Linked DNA regions of Homo sapiens: all the other regions are linked to region 3. A link is a contact called in ENCODE Hi-C or POLR2A ChIA-PET data. All regions are on one chromosome and are shown on one strand. Each heading gives the region's core, a stretch centred on a gene start or an enhancer-like site at or near the end of the contact. The rest is flanking DNA. Distances are from core to core; before and after follow the strand shown.

What was found. Hi-C counts contacts between places; a loop is a spot of excess contacts on that map. ChIA-PET counts read pairs that join two places held with the same protein, here RNA polymerase II (POLR2A). Pooled maps may share reads with other maps.
Region 1: a loop to region 3 is called in a map with no recorded cell type, with 7 times the contacts of the local background. The contact joins the promoter of DLST here to the promoter of ABCD4 in region 3. A Hi-C loop is called at or near these places in 1 of 37 single-sample maps with no recorded cell type and 6 of 50 pooled maps. POLR2A ChIA-PET finds 5 or more read pairs at or near these places in 3 of 52 experiments (A549, B cell and PC-3).
Region 2: a map with no recorded cell type shows a loop between it and region 3 (30-fold over the local background). The contact joins the enhancer-like site here to the promoter of ABCD4 in region 3. A Hi-C loop is called at or near these places in 1 of 37 single-sample maps with no recorded cell type. POLR2A ChIA-PET finds 5 or more read pairs at or near these places in 2 of 52 experiments (WTC11 and naive thymus-derived CD8-positive, alpha-beta T cell).
Region 4: a loop to region 3 is called in a map of naive thymus-derived CD4-positive, alpha-beta T cell, with 6 times the contacts of the local background. The contact joins the promoter of DNAL1 here to the promoter of ABCD4 in region 3. A Hi-C loop is called at or near these places in 1 of 168 maps with a recorded cell type or tissue (naive thymus-derived CD4-positive, alpha-beta T cell) and 6 of 50 pooled maps.
Region 5: a loop to region 3 is called in a map of IMR-90, with 17 times the contacts of the local background. The contact joins the promoter of MIDEAS-AS1 here to the promoter of ABCD4 in region 3. A Hi-C loop is called at or near these places in 1 of 168 maps with a recorded cell type or tissue (IMR-90) and 2 of 50 pooled maps. POLR2A ChIA-PET finds 5 or more read pairs at or near these places in 2 of 52 experiments (WTC11 and activated T-cell).

What each region holds. Positions count from the first base shown.
Region 1 is chr14:74,880,261-74,883,523 of GRCh38, forward strand. DLST (dihydrolipoamide S-succinyltransferase) reads left to right here and starts at 1,656. Exons shown (of 15, transcript NM_001933.5): 1 at 1,656-1,756; 2 at 2,331-2,364. The coding sequence starts at 1,694. RefSeq lists silencers at 1,588-1,814, 1,671-2,000.
Region 2 is chr14:75,228,461-75,232,012 of GRCh38, forward strand. No RefSeq gene overlaps it. Among named protein-coding and RNA genes, the nearest start is that of FOS, 49 kb to the right of the region's middle. RefSeq lists a cis regulatory region at 1,283-1,838. Within about 2 kb of position 2,136, at least 20 of the 41 ENCODE cell types and tissues checked have a DNase peak (open chromatin) inside an H3K27ac peak, as active enhancers do.
Region 3 is chr14:74,301,320-74,304,562 of GRCh38, forward strand. It overlaps ABCD4 (ATP binding cassette subfamily D member 4), which reads right to left and starts at 1,615. Exons shown (of 19, transcript NM_005050.4): 1 at 1,556-1,615. The coding sequence starts at 1,593. It also overlaps a transcript of VRTN not described here. RefSeq lists a silencer at 1,364-1,443 and an enhancer at 1,704-2,063.
Region 4 is chr14:73,643,038-73,646,471 of GRCh38, forward strand. It overlaps DNAL1 (dynein axonemal light chain 1), which reads left to right and starts at 1,949. Exons shown (of 8, transcript NM_031427.4): 1 at 1,949-2,005. The coding sequence starts at 2,003.
Region 5 is chr14:73,785,812-73,788,983 of GRCh38, forward strand. MIDEAS-AS1 (MIDEAS antisense RNA 1) reads left to right here and starts at 1,549. Exons shown (of 3, transcript NR_109995.1): 1 at 1,549-1,698. It also overlaps a transcript of MIDEAS not described here. RefSeq lists silencers at 994-1,583, 1,634-1,683, 1,764-1,823 and an enhancer at 2,174-2,223.

The DNA of each region.
Region 1 (3,263 bases), core at 406-2,905, 580 kb after region 3:
TCACTGCAACCTCCATCTCCTGGGTTCAAGCAATTCTCTTGCCTCAGCCTCCCGAGTAGCTGGGATTACAGGCATTCACTACCACACCCAGCTAATTTCTGTATTTTTAGTAGAGATGGGGTTTCACCATGTTGGCCAGGCTGGTCTTGAACTCCTGATCTCAAGTGATCCACCCACCTCATCCTCCCAAAGTGATGGGATTACAGGCGTGAGCTACCACACCAGGCTCAGAAGGATCTTTGACACAGATATAAAGGATGATGGGCTAGAGAAAGCGAGAGCGGAGGCTTAGAACTGCTTAGGGAGCTTTTCAAATAATTCAGGTGAAAGCTACTGAGGAGTTAATTGTGGGTAGCAGCAGGGCAGAGCTGTTTTCTCTATTTCTAGTTAGGACTTTGGCCCATCCTTCCAGAATTTCAGTGGCAGTGCTTTCAGGGTTCAGGTGAGTGAAGGCACTGTAAAGGTCCTGATGGAATTTGAGGCCAGCCTGGGCAACATAGTGAGACCCCGTCTCAATTTATATTAAAACATAAATTAATTAGAAAAATAAAAAATAAAGGTCCTGAGGGCCAGGCAAAATGCCTCAGATAAAGAAATCATCATGAACGGCACCAAGTGGTTCATTCATTCATTCATACATTTATGTGTTACTAATTCAGCCAGAGGTTTAAAGCACATCTTTTTCATTAGGAAGGTGAGCCTTAAAGGTGAATACTCAAGGGGCCTGAATACTTAAGGAGGGGAAGGGGATGCTATATGCTTTCACTTCAAGTCAGCGGGAAGAATGGCACACTCAAAGTGGGGAGGTCAGCCTGGCATGGTGGCACCTGTAGTCCCAGCTACTCCAGAGGCTGAGGCAGAGGGATCGCTTGAGCCCAGAGTGTCGAGGCTCCAGTGAACTATGACCTTGTTTCTTAAAAAAACAGCTGGGAGTTTATATTCTAGGGATAGGGTGACAAACGAACAACTTCCAAAATGCACAAGATGTATGGGGAACAATTAGTTTGGCTGGAATTTGCGTTGGGGGGAGATCAGAAGCTGTTGAGAAATAAGGCTATAGTTGGTGAAGATATCCGACTCGTAAAAAGGCAATGGGATTTAGAAATTCCTGGGATTCTGTTTCTTTGACTCGGGGTTAGGAAGACAGGGAAGTAACAAGTGCCTTTTTTTTTTTTTTTAATAGTTAAGGGACCTGAGACTGGGGGTGGGGGGCAATGTCATCTGCCCCAGGCCACACAAGTGTAAGATCAGGCATGCATGTCTGCCAAGGTTTCAGTTCAATGTCCGTGCCCCTCTTTTGCTCTCTTCCCAAGGTACAGAGGCGGAACGGCGCGGTGCCCTCGGGTCCCAAGAGAGAAGGGCGCCAAGCTCAGAGCCAGTTCTGTGGAAGGGTAGGGGAAGGCCTGACCCCGGGGGCAATGTGGTGGCGGGACAGTCGTATACACCTTCAGGAGAACCACCTCAGGCTGACAGGCAGTGCGGAGGGCCCCAAGAGCGCCTTAGGGTTGCCTGCTCCAGAGAGCGGGACTCCTGCGCTGCAGCCGGGATACTGGGCGCCGCCGTGCGCCCACCCCCTGCCAGTGGTTCGCTCCGAACACCCCTCGTCGGGCGGCGGGTACTGCGGCCCGCCCCACTTCCGGTTGTTGTCCGGCCCTATATCCGGTGTCCGCCCGCCCTCGGCTCCTCCGCCGTGATGCTGTCCCGATCCCGCTGTGTGTCTCGGGCGTTCAGCCGCTCGCTCTCCGCCTTCCAGAAGGTACGGTCTGGCCGAGCCGGGGCCCCGACGGGTGAGGAGTCTGTTGGCGGGCAGAGAGGCGGCCTGGAAGGCAGGGGCGCGGCGCGCCGGCCGGGCCGGGCACCAAGGGCACTGGGACGCGGAGGCCGCGCGGGCTGGGCGGCCCGGGGCCGTGGTTGCCCTCGGGACCGTTTTGCGGAGCCCAGCGGCCCCCTGCCTTCTCCAGGCAGCCTGCGGGGAACGTTTCCTGCTGTACCCCACCCTCCGCGCGGGAGCTGGGGAGCCGCGCCCGTCCAGATACTTGACTCAGAGTTAGGGAGGAGGCGCGGCGGAGTCCTCCGGCGGGATTCGGCGCCCGTCTCGTCTTGCTCTGTTAAAATCAGTGGGTATTAATGAGTCCCGTTGGGAAGTTGAGATAGTTTGGCAGGCCCAGCGTGTTGATTGGGTCTGCCAGCACGGTGTGTTGCATTTACCTTCGGAGTTACGAGATTCACCTGTCACCACCACTGGGACAGCTTTGAGCGTGTACTTAAAAGAAAAAGCTGGGTTTTTTTTTCATCTTGGGTGACGTCGATAATGTCTTCTTTCTCAACAGGGGAACTGCCCTCTAGGGAGACGTTCCCTGCCTGGTAAGTTCTGCCCTTACCGTCACCTAAAATGCTCTCCTCCTGGGCAGAGCAGTATGTGAGGAACTCGGGGGTGCCTGTGTTTCTCATAATATTTAAAGACAGTTTGGTTCAGAGAGTAGTGAGACGCAATGCTACATAATCACGAGCTATCGCTTATTCATTTAGCTCGTAGTTGAGTTTCTACTGTGTTAGGCACTGTGCTAGACGCTAGGGATACAGGAGTGGATACAGAAGTGTACAGTTCTTGCCCTCGTGGAGCTCCTAGGCTAGTTGGATAGTGTCAGTTGCTAAACAAGCCAACAAAGGCAAATTTTTGTAACTGCTGAGAAGGAAACGAGGGTGGACAGAAGAGCCCTTTTTGAGGAGGTGACTTAAAAGTTATGGCCATGGCCGGGCGCGGTGGCTGACGCCTGTAATCCCAGCACTCTGGGAGGCTGAGGCGGGCGGATCACGAGGTCAGGAGATCGAGACCATCCTGGTTAACACGGTGAAACCCCATCTCTACTAAAAAATACAAAAAATTAGCCGGGCGTGGTGGCAGGCGCCTGTAGTCCCAGCTCCTCGGGAGGCTGAGGCACGAGAATGGCGTGAAGCCGGGAGGCGGAGCTTGCAGTGAGCCGAGTTCGCGCCACTGCACTCCAGCCTGGGCGACAGAGCGAGACTCCATCTCAAAAAAAAAAAAAAAAAAAAGTTATGGCTAGCAGAATGTGACGGAGCTAACCCAGTGAAGCCCAGGAGAAAGAGAATGGCATTCACAAAGACCCTGAGGAAGAAAAGAGGTTGGCAGAACTTAAGAGCTGGAAAAAAGGTGATTTGGCCGGAGTATTTTGGTTAAGGGAGAGAGTGGCAAGAGATAGAAGATGGTATAGAGACTGAAGGAGTTTAGATTTTATCCTAGC
Region 2 (3,552 bases), core at 886-3,385, 930 kb after region 3:
TTAACAATTCTTTTTTGTTTTGGACCTAGTAAACAATTCTTTATCTTAAATTGACCCTGTTACAATGTGTTACAATAGCTGGTGTGATTTCAGTTCCCCGTCTGGACCTTGACTGAGAAAGGGCCCTTGAGAGGTTTTTGTTTTTGTTTTTGAGACAGTTTCACTCTTGTTGCCAGGCTGGAGTGCAATGGCACAATCTTGGCTCACTGCAACCTCCGCCTCCCGGATTCAAGCGATTCTCCTGCCTCAGCCTCCCGAGTAGCTGGGATTACAGGCATGCACCACCACGCTCGGATAATTTTTGTATTTTTAGTAGAGACGGAATTTCTCCATGTTGGTCAGGCTGGTCTCAATCTCCTGACCTCATGATCTGCCCGCCTCAGCCTCCCAAAGTGCTGGGATTACAGGCGTGAGCTATCGCTCCTGGCTGAGAGATTTTTAAGTAAGAGGAGGCGTGCCGTCAGATTTACATTTTAGAAAGTTGTCTCTAGGGGCAATGGTGGAGAACAACGACTAGAAGCAAGGAGCCCACTGAGGCCGTGGTTCCCGTGTTACAGGGGAGATACAGCGGCAGCCAGAATGCAGAGGTGGAAGGTAGATGGGAAGGAGGGGATACAGTCAAGAGATACTAAGGAAATAGAATTAACAGAAGAGGGAGATCAAGAGATTTGCTTATGCTTCTGGGTTTGCAGGACATGCCATTTACTGGGGCACAGAATATAGAAGAATTAGGTGTGTGTCAAGAAGATCCATCATTCTGTTTTGTACACGTTAAGTCTAAGAACCACCAGGTGGAAATGGAGGCAGCTGTGTATGCAGATGTGTGGGCAGAAGAGCCAGGCAGATGGATTCGGAACTCAGCAGGGTATGGCTGTGGTTGAGGTCATGCAGAGAGCATGGTGGGTGGGGGCACTGACGGCAGAATCTCCTAGAACCCCAACATTTAGGAGATGAGCTGAGAAACAGGAACCCTAGATTATCTGGAAGAGAAGCTTGGGAACTACGAAAGTGTTCAGAGGGAGGATCAGGCAGGGCACTTGTCAGAACAACTGCAGTCTGGGTACTCAAAGGAAGGAAACTTCTCAAAGGTGTGTGTTTCAGGCATGCAGATACATATGCATTTTTAAAGTCATTCCTTCTCTTAAGTTTGGAATATTGAGGAAAAACTCTTTCACATCAACCCTGGTGCCACCAGGCGACCTGGCCCAACCCTTCACTGTTGTCCAAGTGCGTCAGGAGAAGCCACCTGGCCGGAAGGAGCCAGGTGGAGCAGAGGGCAGCCAGTCTTATAGTCAATAGTCAGTGATAAGGCCAGATGTGTGGCAATATCAAATAATCAAGAACTGGCGTCATCCCCAGACAGCATGCTTAACTGTCTTCAGTGAGGAGACAAGGAAGGGGTGGAGGGGTGTCTCAGATGCCTGGGAGGGGAAATGGGAGGGAGCTCGCATTTGTGGAGTGGGCCAGGCCCTGTGCTAGGCTCTTTCCATGTTATCTCCACTAACCCTCCCAACAGCCATGCCTGTTTCAAAGATAAGACAGATGGGGCTCCAAGAGGTTAAATAATGTGCCTCAGGTAGTAACTGAGTGACCTAGGATTTGAACCTGGAAGGCCAAAGGCCATGCTGTCTCAAGGGAGCCCTTGGTCACCAGTTCAGTCAATCTCCCTGGTGAAGGTCCGTGTGCTGTAAGTTTGGGCATGGATACAAACCTTCCCATTGAAGCTTGATATGAGTGATGGCTCAGCGCCCAATCAGCAGCCAGATTAGGTGTTCTCCATGAGTGGTTTGGTGCTAGCACTTGCTTCCAAACCACACTTCCTGTTCATCTTTCACACCTATTGTCTCACTGCTGGGTTTCTTGCCAAATGCCTCCCTTGCCACTCCCAGTATGGGGGCAGAGTGACTAGGGAACAGCTTACAATGAGGAGTCTGTCAGACCTCCTTACTTTGCAGACGTCCTAAACACCTGATGAGCAACCACCAACTACTGAGGAGAGCCAATTTGCACCCAATTTTTGAGACCCTAAAAGACACTCTTTGAGCCTGATTACAGGTCAAATACTGGTAATAGCTAAAGGGTGGCTTTCTGTGTGCTGAGCCTTGAATTGTCTGCCTAACATGCATTGTTTCATATAATTCTTAAAATAACCCCATGAGGTGAGTGCGATTATTACACCCATTTTGCCTACAAGGAAGCAGGCTGAGAGAAAAGTGTCTACACCCAGTAAGCACCAGGAATGTCTGAATCAAAGGCAGGGAGAGGTGCCTGCCAAGCCCCGCACTTCCTTTCTCTCCCTTCCCCTAAGGCCTTTGGCTTAGATACGCTGATCCTTGAGAAATCCCTCCTCTCTCTTCCTTCCTTCCTTCCTTCCTTCCTTCCTTCCTTCCTTCCTTTCTTTTTTCTTCCTTTCTCTCGCTCTCTCTCTTCTTCTTTCTTTTTTTTTCTGGAGTCTCGCTCTGTTTCCCAGGCGTGATCTTGGCTCACTGCAACCTCCACCTCCAGGGTTCCAGCAATTCTCTTGCCTCAGCCTCCTTAGTGGCTGAGACTATAGGAGTGCGCCACCACGCCCAGCGAAGTTTTGTATTTTTAGTAGACATGGGGTTTCACCATGTTGGCTAGTATGGTCTTGATCTCTTGAGCTTGTGATCCACCTGCCTCAGACTCCCAAAGTGCTGGAATTACAGACACGAGCCACCGCGCCCGGCCTATTCAGGAGCTTTTACCCCATAAATCTTCTTACACATAGAAAAATAAAAAGTTCTGTCCCTTGTTACAGGTATTTTATATTATCAGTGGCGCCAATAAGGTGGGTGCATGTGTGTGCACACATGCGTGTATATGGGTGTGTGTGCACACCTGCATGTATATGGGTGTGTGTGCACACATGCATGTATGTGTCTGTGTGTGTGCATACACATATGTGGGGGTGGAGTAGGAATCAGGCAAATCAACCTCATAGACCTGTTCCCTGTTTCTGGGGTCATATATGGCTACAGTGACTATGTTTCTGAACCACAGGCCAGGCCACATGTCCTGGCCATTGCAATGGTTGTTGAGGGGATATTACAACAGTGAAACTGATACCTGCCCATGAGATACAGAGGCTGTTGGCTAACAGTTCAGCAGATACACTGTAGCGTGCTTTGGAGACATTCTAAAGGCCTCTGAGAGAGACAATGTCTTGCCAAGAGTTGAGGCCTGAAACTTGACAGCTGCCCACAGCCCATTTAAGGGTTAGTGTTACTCGACACAATTTTAAAGACATTGTCATGGAGGATCTGATATTCTCAGAACATTCAAGAGAAATGTTATAGCCTAAAACCAGAGGGGAAATCTGAAACCATATCTTCTTTTAGGGGCTACTATAGAATTCATTAAATTAATAATTAAATCTATGTATGTACATACAAAATGTTATGGACAACTGAGCCAGCCCTACACACACACAAGATGTCAGAAAGATTACCTCTGGCCGGGCACGGTGGCTCACACCTGTAATCCCAGCACTTTGGGAGGCCAAGCTGGGTGGAACATCTGAGGTCAGGAGTT
Region 3 (3,243 bases), core at 365-2,864:
CAGCTAATTTTTGTATTTTTGGTAGAGATGGGGTTTCACCATGTTGCCCAGGCTGATCTTGAACTCCTGGACTCCAGTGGTCCACCTACCTCAGCCTCCCAAAGTGATAGGATGACAGGTGTGAGCCACCGGGCATGGCCAGGATCTAAATCTAGAGCCTACAAGAATTCCTGCAAGCCAGGAACATAGGAAATCCACAGAGAAGTGGGAAGGGATATAAACAGGCAATTCAAAAAAGGGAAAACCCACGTTTAATAAACACATGAAAATGTAGGCCGGGAGCAGTGGCTCACGTCTGTAATTCCTTTATGCACTGCCCGTCGGGAAGTGTAATCCCTGCACTTCGGGAGGCCGAGGCGGGTGGATCACCTGAGGTCAGGAGTTCAAGACCAGACTGGCCAACCCCCCCATCTTTGCTAAAAATACAAAAAATTAGCTGGGTGTGGTGGCGCGCGTCTGTAATCCCAGCTACTCAGGAGGCTGAGGCAGAAGAATCGCTTGAACCCGAGGCGGAGGTTGCAGTGAGCCGAGATCATGCCACTGCATTCCTGCCCGAGCAACAAGAGCAAAACTCCGTCTCAAAAGAAAGAAAGAAAGAAAGAAAGAAAATGTACACGATGGGATACCACCTTACACCCCCCAGACTGATAAACATTACAAAACCAGCCGCCACTGAACGATGGAGGGATACCGGGAAACAGGAAGCTTTATGCACTGCCCGTCGGGAAGTATAAACTAGTGTGACCATTCCAAAGAACAATCCAGCAAAATTAGATATGACCAGGACCCAACTCTGGGGTGGATACCCAGAGAAATGCAACAATATGCACAAGGAGACAACTGCCAGAATATTCGTTACAGTGTGGCTTGTGGGGGTGTTAATACTAGAAAAAAATCTATCCACCACTAGGGGAATAAGTCTATGCACACAGCACCCCTCATGCAAGCACTCAGAAGTGAAAACAAGATGACTAGCATGGATGGACTCAAAAACACAATGTTGAGGAAAAAGGTTTAAAGAAAAATCACAGCATATTATATTGAAGAATTCGAAACCGCTATATAGATTTCAAAGTAACACTTGCACAAATTTACCCAAGGTGGACCGTAAAGCCACTTATATAACACACCAGAGTGGCTGTCTGAAAAGGGGAGTGAAAGGGGTCTGGGAATAGGAACGAAGAGAGGAAGTGATAAAATAAACAAGGAGCCTTGCATTGGCCCACAGGGTGTCAAGAACTGAGAAGGATCAACTCAATTTTGTGCACCTGAGGTTCTTCTTTTCAAAAAAAGAATGCCAGTTGCGAGGGTGAGGGTCCCACACCGCAGGAGATGGCACAAGTCCGGCCAAGAACGGAGGGGGCCGCGGCCGGTGCGGAGCGGCCTAGAGCGGCGGGAGGGCGGACGCCCCTTCGAGAGCTCCTCTTTCTCTCAGAAGTCACGGGGGCGAGACGGGGGCGCCAGGGCGGCGGACGAGGCACGGAGGGCAGGAAAGCCCATTCCCTACAGCCCGGAACTCCTGCTCCCAAACCTCCTCCCCGACCGCCCTGCTTACCTGGCGCCAGCTCCGGGCGCGGGCCCCGCGACCGCCATGACCTGAGACCCGAGGGACTCTGGAGCCCAGCTGCCCCTAGTTCAGTACTGGGTAGAGTCCGAGGAGGGGCGGGGCCCCGGCTACCACAGAGACGGCGTTTGATAGAGAGGAAGGTGCGGGAGACGCGGACTCTCCCGGAAGCGACCGACGTCTCTAAAAGTACCAGAGAGTGGACTCGGCTGACCCGGCGGCTACAGCGCCCCCATATTTTCTGGGAGACTTCCCTTTTGACAATAGGTATCCGAGAGTGTAACTACTTTATGGCAAGTATTTTAGATTCTGTGTATAATAGATGTTTTACATATTCTCCCAGAGAAGCCAGCATGATCTTTAAAAAAGTATAAATTAGGCTTCCAGCCGGGCCCGGTGGGTTACTCCTGTAATCCCAGCACTTTGGAAGGCCAAGGCGGGAGGATCGCTTGAGCCCAGGAATTCAAGACCAGCCTGGGCAACATGGCAAGACCCCGCCTTTACAAAAGACAAAAGCATTAGCCGGGGATGGTGGCGAGCGCCTGTGGTCCGAGCTACTCTGGAGGCTGAGGCAGGAGAATCACTTGGGCCCGGAAGGTCAAGGCTGCAGTGAGCCGTGACTGTGCCACTGCACTCCAGCCTGGGCGACAAAGAGAGACCCTGTCTCAAAAACAAATAAATAGATGATAATGATCGATAGATAAGATAGATAGTTGAATGAATGAAATGCTTATCAGTTGACTGATTAGTACCCAAAGGGAGGTGGGAAATGGCTCAAAAAAAACCCAAACAGCATGATCCCACAGGTCCCTAAATTTGAATCTGGATGTGTCTTCTCACTTTCCTCCAATCCTTATTAAGTTTCAACTGCAAGCCAAACACTCTACAACATGCATGTATCACTTGTCTTTATGAAAGTTGCAGTCTAGCTGGGTAGGTCAATCAGTTGACAATTACAGATTTTTTTTTTTTTTTTTTTTTTTTTGATACGGAGTGTTGCTTTTGTTGCCCCGGCTAGAGTGCAATGGCGCGATATCGGCTCACGGCAACCTCAGCCTCCCGGATTGAAGCCATCCTCCTGCCTCAGCCTCCCGAGTAGCTAGGATTACAGGCATGTGCCACCACGCCCAGCTAATTTAGTATTTTTAGTAGAGACAGGGTTTCTCCATATTGGTCAGGCTGGTCTTGAACTCCTAACCTCAGGTGATCTGCCCGCCTTGGCTTTCCAAAGTGTTGGGATTACAAGAGTGAGCCACCGCTCCTGGCCTTTTTTTGTTTTTGTTTTTGTTTTAGACGGAGTTTCGCTCTTGTGGCTCAGGCTGGAGTGCAATGGTGCTATCTTGGCTCACTGCAACCTGTGCCTCCCGGGTTCAAGCGATTCTCCTGCCTCAGCCTCCCGAGTAGCTGGGATTACAGGCATGCACCACTATACCCGGCTAATTTTGTATTTTTAGTAGAGACGTGGTTTCTCCATGTTGGTCAGGCTGGTCTCGAACTCCCGACCTCAGGTGATCCACCCACCTTGGCCTCTCAAAATGCTGGGATTACAGGTGTGAATCACCGTGCCCGGCCTACAGCTGTCTTTATGAAGTGCTATGACAAACATACCATACAGCAGGGGTTCTCAACTTTGGCGCCATTAAGTTTTGGGGCCTGATCATTCTTTGCTGTGTAGGCTT
Region 4 (3,434 bases), core at 699-3,198, 660 kb before region 3:
GGATATGAAAGAACAAAAGAAGGGTCCAAGTTATATAATTCTTTTATTTTCTGTGTGAATGTTTTTAACCTTTGAGAATCTGGAACTCAAAATGTTCTTTATGTGAAGTGTACCAAGATTTTGAAACCTATCCAATAGTCCCATAGACAGTTTTTTAAAAAATAAACATAGAAATTGACCCTTCCGGTTTTAAAGCTTAAAATTTAGGTATCCCCCAGACATCTCAGAAAGTATCAAAGAACTTAAACTTACCAGATCACTACATATGAATTTTGGTGTACCACCACTCAGTCCACAGCAAACATTAAACCCTCATAATATCCTTTTAGATATATGTTTATATACGTGTGTGTACTATGTATAACTTTTCCATTTTTTTGCTTTGTTTTTTGTTTTAGAGACAGGGTCTGGCTCTGTTGCCCAGGGTGGAGTGCAATGGCACAATTAGAGCTCACCTAAGCCTCAAACTCCTCAAATGATCCTCCTGCTTCAGTCTCCCCAGTAGCTGGGACTATGGGTGTTGTACCACCATGCCTCGCTAATTTTTATTTTTTACAGAGCCAGGGTCTTGTTACGTTGCCCAGGCTGGTCTTGAACTCCTGGGTTCAAGGGATCCTCTTACTTTGGCCTCCCAAATTTCTGGGATTACAGGCATGAACAAACTGCACCAGGCCACTATGTATAATTTTAAAGGAAAATCGTACCAACTATTTTGTTTGGTAACTTCTATTTTTACTTGAAATATGACTATCTTTGGATGTGAATAGATGCCTTTCAGCAAGTCAATTGTACTTTTTTAGTGTAAGTACATTATTGCATTGGATGTTCAATACTACTAACCAATTTTCTCTCTCTTTTTGTTTGTTTGTTTGTTTGTTTTGAGACGGAGTGTCACTCTTGTTGCCCAGACTGGAGTGCAATGGCGCGATCTCGGCTCACTGCAACCTCCGCCTCCCGGGTTCAAGCAATTCTCGTGCCTCAGGCTCCGGAATTGCTGGGACTACAGGCGCGTGCCACCACACCCGGCTAATTTTTGTATTTTTAGTAGAGACGGGGTTTCACCATGTTGGCCAGGCTGGGCTCAAGTGGTCAAGTGGTCCGCCCTCCTCAGCCTCCTAAAGTGCTAGGATTACAGGCGTGAGCCACCAGTCCCGGCCACCAATTCTCTTTTGTTGATAATTGAGTTGATTTTTTTTTTTCTATTAAAGCTTTGAACATACATCTCTGTGCTCAGGATAAAGTCCTGGAAGTGGAACTGCTGGATCACAAAGGGTGCAAAAGTTTTTGAACAGCCAACAGCCTTCCAGAAAGGCTGTATCAATTATAAACAGCAGCGTATTTGTGTGTCCCTACTTCACCATACCCCTAGCAACTCTATGAATTATTATTATTGTTAATAATTTTTAGCTCATTTGGTAGGTGGGGAAAAAAAGACACCCTGGTGATTAAAACCAACAATTTGTGATATTTAAAATGTGGAACCGAGCTTTCAGCTGCCTCTGGCTCCCTGGAGGATCCGGGGTAAAGAAACATAAAATGGGTGGAGTTTGGCTCTGGTATTCTCAGTGGGATGGGATGGAGAGGGAAATTACAGCAAGCCGCTTATTCTCCCCTCGTCCGGAAAAGGGTGGGAAACGCCATCGTTAGGGCAAAGGAATTAAGAACATTATTTTATGAAAAGGGTAGTTGTTAGGGGGACGTTTTAAGGTTTTTAACTTTAGGCGGACAAGTCACTACAGATCAGCTGAAATTGCTTTCGGTCCTGACTACTCCTGTGCGGGGTTAAGACCTAAGGAAGCAAAAGGGCAGCCAGCAACAGCCGGACGGGAGGACCCCGGCGGCCGCCACGCAGTCCCACAATGCCCCGCTCGCACCACCCTGAGGGCGGAGAGAAAGGACCGCTGCCGGGGATAGGGCTTCCGCCGAGAGCGCCGAGAAGTGCGCACGCGCACTGACCCCGCGGGCCCTAGCAACCAGAGCAGTGACAGTAGCAACCGCCGGAATGGTGAGTACCTTTCGGGCCGCGTAGCCAAAGCTGAGAGAAGATTGGGAGTGGAAAAGGGTGACTGTGGAGTGTTGAGGGTCTGGGGGTCCTTGAACAGCGGAAGGGAGCCGGTAGCTGACGCTAGCTCTGTGGAGTCAGGGGCCCGAGGCGAAAGAGAAGCCCTGGCCGGGGGTGGTCTGTGGTGAGGGCGGCCTGGGGTGGATCGGAGGTTGGGTTAAGGTGGAGGGACTCAGACAGGAGAAAAGGGAGGGCGAAGAGCAGGAAATTCTCTAAAAAGAGCGTATTGGAGTGGGAAGGGTGATGGGAAGGAGAGTGTAGATAAAGATATCTCTTTACATAGAAGTAATTTTAGTGACCCCCCCGTCGAGATGCAGGGAGGGGCTGGTTACCAGAGGGTTCTGTATAACACGGATTGCAGCAGTTTTCGTAACCTGTGATGTACCCAGGTTGCCTTCTGAATGACTACGAGGGCAGTTATTAGGTGACACTGTAAAGCACACTCTGATGGATATATTAGAGCAGTGATTCTCAAATTTCAGTATGCATAGGTATGGGCTTGTTGGAATGCAGATTGTGAATTTTTAATATGATTGGGGGTTTCAGGAATGTGCATTTCGACAACACACCTCAAGTGATTATAAAATTGGAGGGCATCCCACCACACTGAGAAATGCTGTTGCCTTAGGTTTGAAATCTACCAGCTGTCTATCCAATGAGAGCTCTTTATGAAGTAATGGTTTTACCTAGAGATGCTCCTCAACTCTTACTTGATGTGTTCACTCTCTTGCTTACATACTTGGTAGTTCTAACTAGTCGTTTGAAAAGGATTGCAGACCCAGCCAGAGCTATTGAGCAAAGTATGTGATGTCCTACTGGATAGAGATGTTTATGAAGAAGAAGCATAATTACTTGTCTTCTTTTTGTGATTCCAGTGCTATATAAGTGGGCAGAAATTGAGCCCAGGAGATGGAAATGATGAGGAAGTCATGCCTGCCCTCAACAAGATGAAATACCACTCTTTAAAAAGTAGTTTCCCCCCTGCTTTCCTTACTTTGTTCCCCAAGCAGTTAGCTGAAAATCACTGCCAAGGAAAGTTAAAAGTTCTGGAACCTAGGTTTATATTCAGGTGAAGAAAGGCTCAGACCTAAATATTTATGAAAGTATGAACCATGGTGATTGTTGAAAATCTTCAAATAGAGAATCAGAACCAGTACAGTTATAAGTCACTTAATGATGACAGGGATACATTCTAACAAACACATTATTGGCAGTTTTGCCTTGCAAACATCATAGAATATGCTTACAAAAACCAGATGGTGTAGGCTATTGCTCCTAGGCTACAAAGTTTTACAGCATTTTACTATACTGAATACTGTAGGCAGTTGAAACAAGGTATTTGTGTATTTAAACATAGAAAAGCGGCCAGGGT
Region 5 (3,172 bases), core at 299-2,798, 520 kb before region 3:
TCCACCCCACATCTCAGGCTTTGGACAAGTCGTCAAAAGTGAGAGGGAGGTAATGAAATAAATCACCTAGCTAGGGTTAAAGGGCAAAAAGAATTTGGAGACTGCAGCTCAGACCCAGATCTATCCTGGGCATTTGCAGTGCAAAGCTGCGTTTTCTTCGCCACTACCGAGGTCTTGCACAATAGCCTGTGTATAAACATCCACGCCAACAATGCCTGACTGTGCAATCACGCTGTAATTACAGGCCGGCAGGAAGCTGCTGCTAGGAACTGCACCATTCAACCTCTAGGACACCCCATCTCGAGTCTCCACGGCTCGGACGCACTTTCCTGCACACACCAACGTGTCCCCGCCGCCGCCGCTACAGTTGCAGTCTCGCCACTGGCCCGGGCCGCCAGCCCCTAGTTACTCTGCAGGAATGTCCCAAACTTCTCAGCTGTTCTTTAAAAAACCCTGCGCCACGAGGCTACCGAGGGCGACGGGAACCACCGTCAAAGTTCCTGCAGCACATTCCTGCAGCCCTTGCAGTTTTAGGAAACAGAAAAGAACGAGATGCCACAGAGTCCGCTGGAAGCGGGTTTCTGAGTTTTATATAGAAAACACTCACATATGTACGTGGGTGTGCTGACAGTTTTTATGGCTAAATTGCAAAGTGTTAGGCCTTAGCGATCACTGTCAGGTTTGGGACATGGTTGGGAAGGGTAAAGGGGGAGTCAGGAGCGATTCATTTCAAGGGGGCTTGGGGACAATTCCGGTTTGGTTTTCTGAAAATGCGTAGGGTTGTTTTCCCAAACTTCCGAGCTACTCTGCTCTTCGTCCCAGGAAGGCCAAGCAAATAAAAGTCCGGGGAAAGTTCCTTTAACTTCCTTCCTGCGCCCTCGACAAGGGCTGCGAAGAGGAAGAGGTCATTTCCCAGGGAAGCACCGGGCAGGGGCCGAGAGCTGCGCCCAGCCTGCAGGGATGGAGGCGCTGGGCGGAGGGCTGGCTGCAGACGTAGGCCCCGGAAAGCCCCTTCCCCCCACCCTACCTCAGGCCAACGGCGCCTGGAGCTGGCCCCGCTGCAGCCCTTGCTGTTTGAAGTCCCGCGGCAAAGCGGCGACAACACCGGCGCAGCCCGGCGCCCCGACCCCGGCCGCCGAGCTCCCTCCCTGCAGCACCCCGGCACCCCAGCGCCCGGCCCAACCCGGCCCGCCACATCCGCGCCCGCGCGGCCCAGCCCGAGCCCCGGAACGATTCCGAGCCCCACGCCGGCGCCCGGTGGCGGGAGGGGGCGCCGAGCCCGCGGCTTACCTGCGTGCTGGATCCCCGGGCTGCTCGGAGGGGTGCGGGGCGCAGGCGAGTGCGGCCCGCAGACTCTAACTTTGTTGCTCTCGGGACGGCGCAGTCGTCACTTCCTCGCGGAGCGGGCGGTGCGGCCCGGGCTGTGCGGCCCGGGCTGTGACCCAGCGGCTCGCGCGGTGGCGCGCAGGGCCCTGCAGCCAGCCGCCCCGCCCGCGCCCCCGGCTCCGCGCGCCCCTGGCCCCAGGCGCCGTCTCCCCACTCTGCGCGCCCTCGGCTGCGGGGTAGCGGGCAGCCCTGCGCTGCCGGCCGCCTAGCCTGCACCCCCCGCCCTGGGAGGGAAGCCTCGCTCCAGCCGCGTCGTTTCCGCGCCGAAGTGCGATCCGGGGCCCCGCGCTGGAGTCCCCTGCTCTCAGGCTGGTCTGGAAGGTGGTGGTGGGGTTCAGGGTCCCCGGAAAGCTGGGGTTCCAGGGTAAACACCAGTACACAAACAAAGCGGTGGGGGAGGGGAAAGAAAAAGTTTTTCCGTTTGGTGTTGGGGCTAAAAGGGTCATGTCAGAAAGCAGTGTGCTCTATGTGTTCTTAATGCCTAAAGTGGGCCTTAAAACAAGGGTCCCTGTCCCCACGTTCTCTCTAAAAGTCTGCATGATGTCCCTCGTCATTTCTACGGGTTATAAGTGAGCAAGACGTTTACCACGTATCACACTTCTGGGGGCTATTTCAACGCCCAAGCTGGGGCTGCAGAATGGTTTCTGTTCTAATCCTCCCCCGCGATTTCCACCTCTTTACACTCAACTCACAGAAAATAGAGTCTGATGCATTCTGTGTTTCATCACCGGTCAAAAGTGACTTTGAGGGTAGGGTGGAGGCCTGAGAAGGGCAGCTTCAGGCAATAGTAATCCTGAAATTTATCATTGCTCAAAATAAATGTGCTCACCTTATTAAAAAGTACAACGGAAAGCCACCTTTAAGATAAGTAGCAACCAAGTCGTTAAACAGCAGTCTTCAAGGAAGAACTCCTGATCTCATAAGGCTGGAGAAAAAACGGGGTTAGCCTTTGCTGGTGAAAAAAAAAAAAAAAGACATTCGAAACTGCAGTGAAGGGCTTTCATAACAGAAACATTAGCTTCATTGTAGCTTGTCGTGGAAAACAGGGACCTTTTAATAGGTGGTTCAAAAGCATCAGTTAGGGCTCAACAATTTTCCTTTTTTCCCCAAATACTGCTTCTCCTAGCACATTGGCCAGATAAAACCTCCCCCCTTTCAATGCTTCATCTTTTTATGAAAACACAGGAAACCATAAACTTGAGTGAAGGCTTTGTTCAGAAAGGTGGATGTAAGACTGATGGAAAATGACATTTGGGAAATGATCCCCAGGTCTGTGTTAATCTCTCATGGAAAGCCACAGACTCACCCAAAGATAGGCGTATGAAGATCGAAGCTCTCCTAGCAACATGAAATCCTCCACGTTGCAGCTGCTACGCCCTAGTTCTGATTTTTACTAAGACATTAATGGCACATTATAAATACAAAATGTGCAATGCAAGAAAAATAATACTGCTTTGAGAAATAACTGCATCATTAGACTCAATAATTAAAGTTCCCTGAAATTCTTCTTACATCACGCTATTGTGGGGAGATGGTGAAGGGATTGCCCATTTCAATTTTGGAATAAATAGAAGTAATTCCTTAGTGCATTCTGCTTAAGGCAACCAATGAGAGAATATGTTAGCCAGGCTTCTAAAGGCAATCATGTGATACTCCATATTTGCTAAAACAAGAGCTGAATATTTTTTTTGTTCCATATGCAATTCCAAATTTTCAGTCACAATTTCATGAATATTCAGTATTTCTGCATGCCCAGGAGTAATTAGCAGACAGTGTAAATGTGTGA